2 separate regions of the Homo sapiens genome follow, and region 2 is linked to region 1. Evidence: read pairs that join two places in POLR2A ChIA-PET (ENCODE). Cell type or tissue: PC-3. All regions are shown on one strand. Links, peaks and the distances in the headings refer to the core of each region. The heading gives the core; the rest is flanking DNA. Region 1 overlaps NRP1 (neuropilin 1). Region 2 has its middle 52 kb from the start of LINC02628.

Evidence for each region. ChIA-PET counts read pairs that join two places held together with the same protein. Peaks named below come from ENCODE experiments on the same cell type or tissue, not always from the same donor. Only the 100,000 strongest peaks of a DNase experiment are listed, where the experiment ranks them.
Region 2: POLR2A ChIA-PET joins it to region 1 with 5 read pairs; 2 of 35 experiments call an interaction of 5 or more read pairs at or near these places.

Annotation. Positions count from the first base shown.
Region 1 is chr10:33,250,990-33,255,385 of GRCh38, forward strand. It overlaps NRP1 (neuropilin 1), which reads right to left. Exons shown (of 17, transcript NM_003873.7): 6 at 3,039-3,205. Among named protein-coding and RNA genes, the nearest start is that of NRP1, 81 kb to the right of the region's middle. In PC-3, for the core only: no CTCF peak of the experiment used is centred there; a DNase peak (open chromatin) is centred at 2,012; H3K4me3 peaks cover 1,156 bases; H3K27ac peaks cover 4,000 bases.
Region 2 is chr10:33,651,326-33,655,721 of GRCh38, forward strand. No RefSeq gene overlaps it. Among named protein-coding and RNA genes, the nearest start is that of LINC02628, 52 kb to the left of the region's middle. In PC-3, for the core only: no CTCF peak of the experiment used is centred there; a DNase peak (open chromatin) is centred at 2,476; H3K27ac peaks cover 368 bases.

The DNA.
Region 1 (4,396 bases), core at 221-4,220:
ATGATGAGCTGCAATCTTCCTCCCTCTGTGATATGGTCAGGCTTTGTGTCCCCACCCAAATCTCATCTTGATTTGTAATCCCCAGCATTGAGGGAGGGGCCTGGTGGGAGGTGATTTGATCATGGGGGCGGTTTTCCCCGTGCTCTTCTCATGATAGTGGGTGAGTTCTCATGAGATCTGATGGTTTTATAAGATGGTTTGGAAGTTCCTCCTTCACTCGCCTCTTTCACCTGCCGCCATGTAAGACGTGCCTGCTTCCCCTTCTGCCATGATCTTAACTTTCCTGCTTCCCCTCTGCCATGATTCTAAGTTTCCTCCCCAGTCATGCAGAACTGAGTCAATTAAACCTCTTTCCTTTATAAATTAACCCAGTCTTGGGTAGTTCTTTATAGCGGTGTGAGAACAGACTAATACACTCTGCCTTGGGGCAGGCAACATTTCAGAGGACGCTGTCCCCCAAGTCTGGGTCCTGGCATGAGAAGATACAGAGCAGACCCCAGCTGGCCCAGCCATAGAACATGGCATAAGCAAGAAGAAAACCCTCTAGTTTTTGGGGTTTGAGTTACCTTGCTTCTCCTGATCATGTTTTCTCATTGGCAAAAAGAGATGGATGATTTGAGATTTTTTTTTCTTCTGGGGCAATCTCAGATTGTGTCTAACTCCAAAGAATGATGTAAATCTGTTCTGTTCACAAATGCTTTGTGAGAGGCCATGTAGTCTTAGTGTTTTTACTGACAAGAGAATTGCCTTGCGCAGAAGAATTGCTACAGTTGCAGTTTCAGAGCTCCTGGAAGACCACCATTTCTACCTTAGTGAGAGCTCCCCACATTACCAAGAATGGGACTACATTACTGATACGGGAGTGCTGGGAAGGCAAGAGCGCGGTCCCTTTAAATGGTACAGAAGGGGGAAGGGAAGTGCAGGGTAGAGAAAGGAGAGTCCCTGGCTAGGGCTCCACCCCCACGGACCAAAGTGAAGACAGGTACTCCTGCTTTCCCGCCTAAATGTTGCATTTTCCAAGACCACCATGGCCCACCACGCCCCCATCCTGGGCCTTTAATAACCCGAGACCCTAGCGGGCAGATATACAAGCGGCTGGATATCGTGAGGAACACATTGGGGGAAGAAGGCACAAGTGGCTGATCGTCGAGAGCCCACCGGTAGAAGAGCACACCAACAGGCACAAGCACAACGACGTGGAGTTTGACCGGAGCTGTTGGAGAAGAGTCCAGGAGAAAACCATCTCCCTTCCGGCTCCCCCAGCAATAAAACCTTGCACGCATTCTCCAAGACCACGTGTGATCCGAATCTTCCCGTACACCAAGGCAAGAAACCCTGGGATACAGAAATCCCTCTGTCCTTGTGATAAGGAAGGGGGTCTAATTGAGCTGGTGAACACAAGCCGCCTATAGACGGCAAAGCAAAAGAGCACCTGTAACACGCGCCCACTGGGGCTGCGGCTGTAAACATTCAGCCTTAGACACTGCCGTGGGGTCGAAGCCCCACTGCCTGCCCATCTGTATGCTCCCCTAGAGGTTTCAGCAGCGGGGCACTGAAGAAGCGAGCCACACCCCTATCGCACGCCCTGTGAGGGACACAAGGAGACCTTTCCTGTTTCATTACCATGCAAACATGCTTAGTGCTGCAAAATGTAAGCTTCCCCCGAGAGGCACATCTGTCAATCATACTGAACTGCCTGTTGGTTTGGGGATGTGGGAAAACAAGTTACCAAGAACTATTTTGACACTGGCAAACTCATTTCATTTCTGTCTTAATCTAGAGATGGATTCAGCAATCCCAAGGTAGACGTCTCATCTTTTCTCACTCTCTACATATTTCTCAGTGTTGGAGGTTAGCGTGAGTTCAGTCTCCTGTAATAGGCCATTTCACTTTAAGTGTATGTTAAACTAATATTGACCTTTCCAAAGTAAAACAAAATCTGCTATTTGTGCTCAAAAGACTGAAGCAGCAATAGATGTGGAAAGTAGAGGATTAATCATCTTGTGGTTTTTTTTTTTTTTCTTGCTTAGAAACTCTCTCTGGGAATTAGTCATTTTATATCTAGCAATAAACGTAAGACAGGATCTGACTATTCTCCTGAAAAGGAAGCCTGGATCCTTCAGCAAATAATCTTTTGTATAATTTGCCCACAGTTTAACCCACAGATCCAGCTATGGATGTTTCATTTAACAGTGAGTGAAAAACTCAGGACTGTCAGCATCAGGCCTTTGGGTGGGAATACCCAGATATCAAGGTTGGGCAAGTGGGCATTAGGAGTGGTGCCGGCGATGAGAGGGGGTAGATTAGACGGCTGGAAAATGGGGTCAGCGGTGGGGATGTGGGGCAGACGAGGTGTCTGTGGGGATATGTAAGTGACAGCAGGAAGGGAATGCCAGAACAAAGCGAGGAAAGCAGAGGTAGCATCACTAATGAAGACACAAATATGTACATTTCATGCCTAAACATGGATATCTCGTCAATGGAGAGTGCCTTCAACCAAACCCCCTTCTTGGATGTGTGCTATATAGACCTACATGGAAAAACACACTCCAACCTTTCCTTCCCTTCTCCTACCCTGAACAAACAGAAACCTATTATTGGAAACAATTATTTCATACACGTCTATAAACAGGATTCATATATTTCATCCAGGAAATAAAAACATGTCAAAATAGGAAGCCCATTAACAGACAGTGTGTAGTTGGGAAAAATCAGATCTTGGAGCTGTTATCAAAGTGAGACACTTGTAGTCACATTCTCGGAAGAGTAGTATATAAGTATCTGAGAAGATAAATGCGTTTTCAGGGATGTCATCTTGGGCCTGCTTTTCTCTGATCGTGTAGCGATGGGCTCATTTTGCAGTGATTTATACCTGATGGCCGTGAACCTATCTTCTCTTGCAGTGATTTATACCTGATGGCCGTGAACCTATCTTCTCATTGGAGGCCATTTGGCACAGTACCACTTTCTTTCAACAACCTCTCTAGATGGTCAAAAACTTATTCAATCCTAGATAGGCTTGATCTTATGCTGCATACCTGTATCCACTCTCGGTAGGAATCCTCTCCGGGAGTCCACCCATTCTCAGGGTAGTTCAGGCGGGAGCGCTCTGCAGACCAGTTGGTGCTATACTGGGAAGAAGCTGTGATCTGGTCAGAATGAATTTCTCCTGATTCCATGCCCAGAGCTTCCATACATTTGAAATCTGAAGGGAAAAACAGGGCCCACAGTCATCAAAATATAGGGGATTTAAGATGCATTTTTCTTTTTTAACTTGATACACCAAAGAGTTCTTTCATTCAAAATTCTTTAAAAAGATGGTAGTAAGGGACTTATTGGAATATAGCACTGATACTTGGATTTTCATGGCAATATTTAAAAATATTATGAAGATCATACAGTGATTAATAATTTTCCCAAGTGGACCTAGGTTGACAAAAAGACTATTTGAAATTTACCAGGAAATGATGAAAATTCTGATTTATTTTCACAGTTGAGTGTGTGTGTTTGTAACTATCTGTGACTCTACCTGTCATATGGGTACACACAAAAAGTTGCATTTAAAATAAAATTTTTGTATTAAATTATTTCTTTTAATATCGAAGAGAATTGAAAAAAGACTCTATGTCTAGTTACAATTCATACTCAATGGATGGTAGAACTTAACTCCCTGTCTTTCAGATTCTACTATTGGCACCCAGACCACCTCTTCCTGACTTCCATTGTTCTTATGCCCCACCTCTGGCCTGCATGACTATTAACATAATTAGTTTATCAAAACACAGTTATGCATTGGGGGTAAACTGCACTGTCACACGGCCCCAAAGCACCACAGTTTTAGAGCATAAAATCATAATGCTCACAACAGTGAGCATAAGAATGATTGCTTTGTTTAAAGAAGCACATTAGGTGGACATGTCCCTGGAGGGAGGGGCCTTCAGCAGGGACGTGGTGTTTCAAGGCCAGTGAAACATCAAAATCTATATTCTCTTAGGCCTAACATCCTCAGTTTGATGATACTGGGAATATGAGCTTTCAGTTTTAGGAAAATGTTTATCCAAAGTACACAAGTGAAAAAAAGCTTTAGAGATTAAAGGGAAGATTCTCAACCATCCAGAAAATCTCAACTAACCAAAATTCCCCATTTTCTGAATTTTCTATCAATAACAGATAAGGTTTTAGGGCATACAAGGTTTTCTTGCAATGGCTTCATATTTTTAAGCTTAGGTTTGTTATTTGTAATATAACAATTATTTACAGGCACAAAAATACATAAATCAATTAAATAAAATACAAATCAGATTTTGAAATTTCACTGGCCTCTTTATTTTCCAGTGAGATCTGGTGTAGAAGATATGAGCATATCTGTAGAATACCTCTCCAAACACCCCCTGTC
Region 2 (4,396 bases), core at 206-4,205, 400 kb after region 1:
TCACTTTTAGAAATTAGGGTTGCCTGCAAGGGGAGACAGGCATCTTCTTTCCTGTCTGGATTTTTGCTAAGCTATTAAACCCAAGACCCATGCCAGGTATCTGGGGAGGAGTTGGATGAAAGATTCCTTGAGAGAGCTGCAAGTGAACCTATAGAGAGATTTGGAACATCTGGAGATTTTCAAAGGTGGTTGGCCTTCTGCTGTAGACTGACAAAAGGGTTTAAGAAGGACTTGTGGGGTAGTGGGCTGTGGAAGAGAAGAGGGAAAACCCTACCCTGGTTCTCCGAGGTGTTTGGAGAAGGAGAACCTTTGAGATTCCCATAGATCCACATGAAGGATCATGCAATAAGAGAAGGCAGAGGCAGAAGTGTGGGCTGGCTAGGATGCAAGTGGGGAGGCTGAGGCCACAGCCTGCTATCAGGTGAAGAGAGACACAGGCACCCGTCTGTATGGAGGGTCTTCACCACAGAGAGTAAAATTGAGCCCTGCCCCTACCAAAATTTCATAATACTAAAACCACGTACAATGGAGACCTCTATTTCATAGAAGGACCCCTGCTTCCAATGGAAGCTGATGAACCAGAGAGAATCCACAGAATTCCCTGCTCACTGTGCCAGCAGTCATGAAAGATGGTGTCATATCCCACTGTCCCCTCTTCCCCCATCTCAACCTCCCACCCTTTGAGAGGGAAGAAAGAAGGTGTGGGTGCATTGTTTATGGTAGTCTTGGTACTGGAATGGAAGGAGGAAGCAAAGGGCAGACCCTGCCCCTTCTCTTCCAAGTCCCCAGATAGCCCTGCCAAGCTTGAACGAAGGGAAAGGGAAGAACCGAGATTTACATTGAGTCTGAGATTGACATATTAGACTGGATAGGATTTTTTAAAACTTGTTTTATTGTGGTAAACATACATAACATAAAATTACCATTTTAGCCATTTTTAGATATACACTTCAGTGTCATCGCATATATTAATATGGTTGTGCAGCCATCACCGAAACATTTTCTTCATCCCAAGCTGAAACTCTGTACTCATTAAACACTAACTCCCTATTCCCTCCTCTCCCCAGGCCCTGGTAACCTCTATTTCTGTCTGGATAAATTTGCCTATAACAGGTACCTTATATAACTGGAATTATACAGTATTTGTCCTTTTGAACCTGGCTTATTTTATTTAGCCTATTTTCAAGGTTCATCCGTGTTGGAGCATGTGCCAGAATTCAACTGTTTTTAAGGCTACACAATACTCCATTGCATGTATATACAACATTGTGTTTATCCGTTCAAATTGTTGATGGACATTGGGATTGTTTCCACCTTTTGGTGAATAATGCTGCTTTGGACATTGGTGTACCAATGTGTTAGACCATTCTTGCATTGCTATAACAAATACCTGAGACTGGGTAATTTATAAGGAAAAGAGGTTTAATGGGTTTAATGGTCTGCAGGAGCCTGCAAGTCACATGGTGAGAGACGAAACAAGAGGGAGAGAGTGAGGGGGCACACCACACACTCTAAAACAACCAGATCTCAGGGGAACTCACTCACAATTGTGAGGACAGCACCAAGAGGATGGTGCTAAACCATTCATGGGAAATTCATCCCTATGATCCAATCATCTCCTACCAGGCCTCACCCCCAACATTGGGGATTACACTTTAACATGGGATTTGAGGGGGACAAATAGCCAAACTATATCAACTAGTGTCTGTTTGAGTCCCTGCTTTCATTTTATTTTAGGTATCTGCCTAGGAGCGGAATTGCTAAATCCTATGGTAATTCTCTGTTTAACTTTTTGACGAATTGTCAAACTGTTTTCCATATTGGCTGTACCATTTTACATTCTTATCAGCAATGCACAAAGGTTTCAATTTCTCTTCATTCCTCCTCAACACTTCTTTTCTTTTTTTTTTTTTTTTTAAATAATCGTCATCCTTATGGGGACAAATACTCCCTCTTTGATCAGACATTAATTAGGCTGCTGTAAGCCCTCTTTTTCACTGGGCCTTGTCCTTAGCCCTGTCTTTCGCCTGTCTAGTCCAATGGTAGCAAGAATCTTGCTAATTCAGTTTAGCAAGAATCCCCCCACTCTTAATATCTCAGCCAGTTCCTCATCCCCCACCTTTGATGTAGAAGTCCCCAACCTGCCTTCAGCAAGAATCCTAAGTCAGTTCAGCAAGTCTTCCTATCCGTGATGTCACCTGTTTTAGTTTTCTACCCACTGACCCCTCACTCTGCTCATTGGCTAGAAGCCTCCAGCTGCCTTTGCTACCTTGAGCCTGAGCTCTCTCCCCTATTGTGATAGCCTTGACACCTATTGCAATCGTCCTAAATAAAATCTTCTTGCTATTTTAACAAGCTTCAGAATATTTTTTTTCTTTAACAATGAGTGTGAAGTCATATCTCATTGTGGTTTTGACTTGCATTTCCTTAATGGCTATGGATGAGTAACTGGGTGAGCTTTTAATATCTGAAAGTATGTAGCAAACGTGGTATCTGCCTCAAATTTAAGGGACAGGAAAGGGATTTTTGGCAGAACATGGTTGAAGACAAAGTATTTTAAAAAATAAATAAAGACAGGCCAAGTATGTTGGCTCATGCTTACAATCCCAGCATTTGGGAGGCTGGGGTGGGGAATCATTTGAGGCCAGGAGTTCCAGACCAGCCTGGGCAACATAATGAGACCCCATCTATACAGAAACTTTTTTTTTTTTAATTAGCTGGGTGTGCTGGCACACACCTGTGGTCCCAATTACTCAGGCGGCTGAGATGAGAGGATCACTTGAGCCCTGGAAGTAGAGGTTACAGTGAGTTATGATCATGCCACCGCACTCCAGCCTGGGCAACAGAGCTAAACCCTTTGTCTAAAAAAAAAAAATAGGCTGGGCTCGGTGACTCATGCCTGTAATCCTAGCACTTTGGGAGGCCAAGGTGGGCAGATCATGAGGTTGGCGACCAGTCTGACCAATATAATGAAACCCTGTTTCTACTAAAAATACAAAAAATTAGCCAGGTTTGGTGGCACGCACTTGTAGTCCCAGCTACTCGGGAGGCTGAGGCAGGAGAATTGTGTTAACCTGGGAGGTGGAGGTTGCAGTGAGCCGAGTTCATGCCACTGCACTCCAGCCTGGGCTACAGTTGGAGACTCCATCTCAAAAAATAAATACATAAAATACAGTAAAATAAAATAGACATATTTGCCTCTCACCAAGATGAGACTTCTGGACAAACAGGTTCTATCAACACAAACCTCCCCTCTTCTCACATACAGGTGCCCACCATAGGCCCACATCTCTCTCCTTTCATTCTCAAAGCCCAGCGTCTCCATCTCACCACCCTTTTCCCTCTCCCCACATTACAGGCAATCCTTGCTTGGACACAGATTTATAAAAAGCCAGGCCTGTTAACTGTCTTCTAGGGGTAAGAGAAACCTAGGTCTTCAGCACTCAACCAACCTCTTAAGACATCAACACACACAACAAGAAATTGGGTGGAAAGTGAGGTACATGGGGACATTATTTCTTCCTGCCTCCATCCTTAATCCCTCATCTTCAAGCATTCTTTGCTTTTCATCCAAATGAAATCAACTACTACTGGGCAGCTGAATGATGGGGGAGAGGGCACTGGTGAGAAATCCCTAAAGAGAAAGGCAATGCGAGTCTAGTTTTATTGAAATAAAGATGAGGATGTCCCGCCAAGAAGGCAGGGCAAAGTTGGCTGCTGGAATTGCAGACATAAGAACTCTCTCCAAAGCATGCCACTGCACAATCCCCCATGGGGCTAATGTCTGCAAAGTGGCACTGGCCTTTTATGAATTGTATTAATTACACTCTTAAGCCCCATGCAAATTGCAAAATCATTTTTTCCAATTGAGTTAATGAAGCCAGTTTAGTACAGGCACGCTGTCTTTCAGCAGAAAATTAGCCCGGCACATTTGTTTGTAGATAGCAGAAATGTGGTGGAAGGTTTTCCTGGGTTATGACTGCAATACATCCTGGGTTGCCTGCCTTGCAATTTTTCTTCTCTGTGAGTATCATCCATTTCCCTCTGACTGAGCCGGATGTGCAGGGGGACTGTCACACTTTCCGATGGTGTTTTATCCATCACTGGGGAGCTGAAAATTCATTCTCAAAGTTTCGATACTGAGAGATGTTATTATCACTTGGAAACTTTCACTGAAAATAAGAGTCTTTGAAAGTGGTTGACCGCTTCCTGACTGATCTGACCTGCTGACAGCCTCGGCCTCCTTTCCTCAAGAACTCCAGGCAGCAAAAGAGAAACCGTCTCCCTCTCACCTCCCAGGTCTCTGCACAGGCACCATAGCTCTGCAAGGCTTCCTCTGCATTCTTTAGACCTTGCAGTCTGGAAAGCAGCTAGCCTGAACTATTCAATAGGGCCT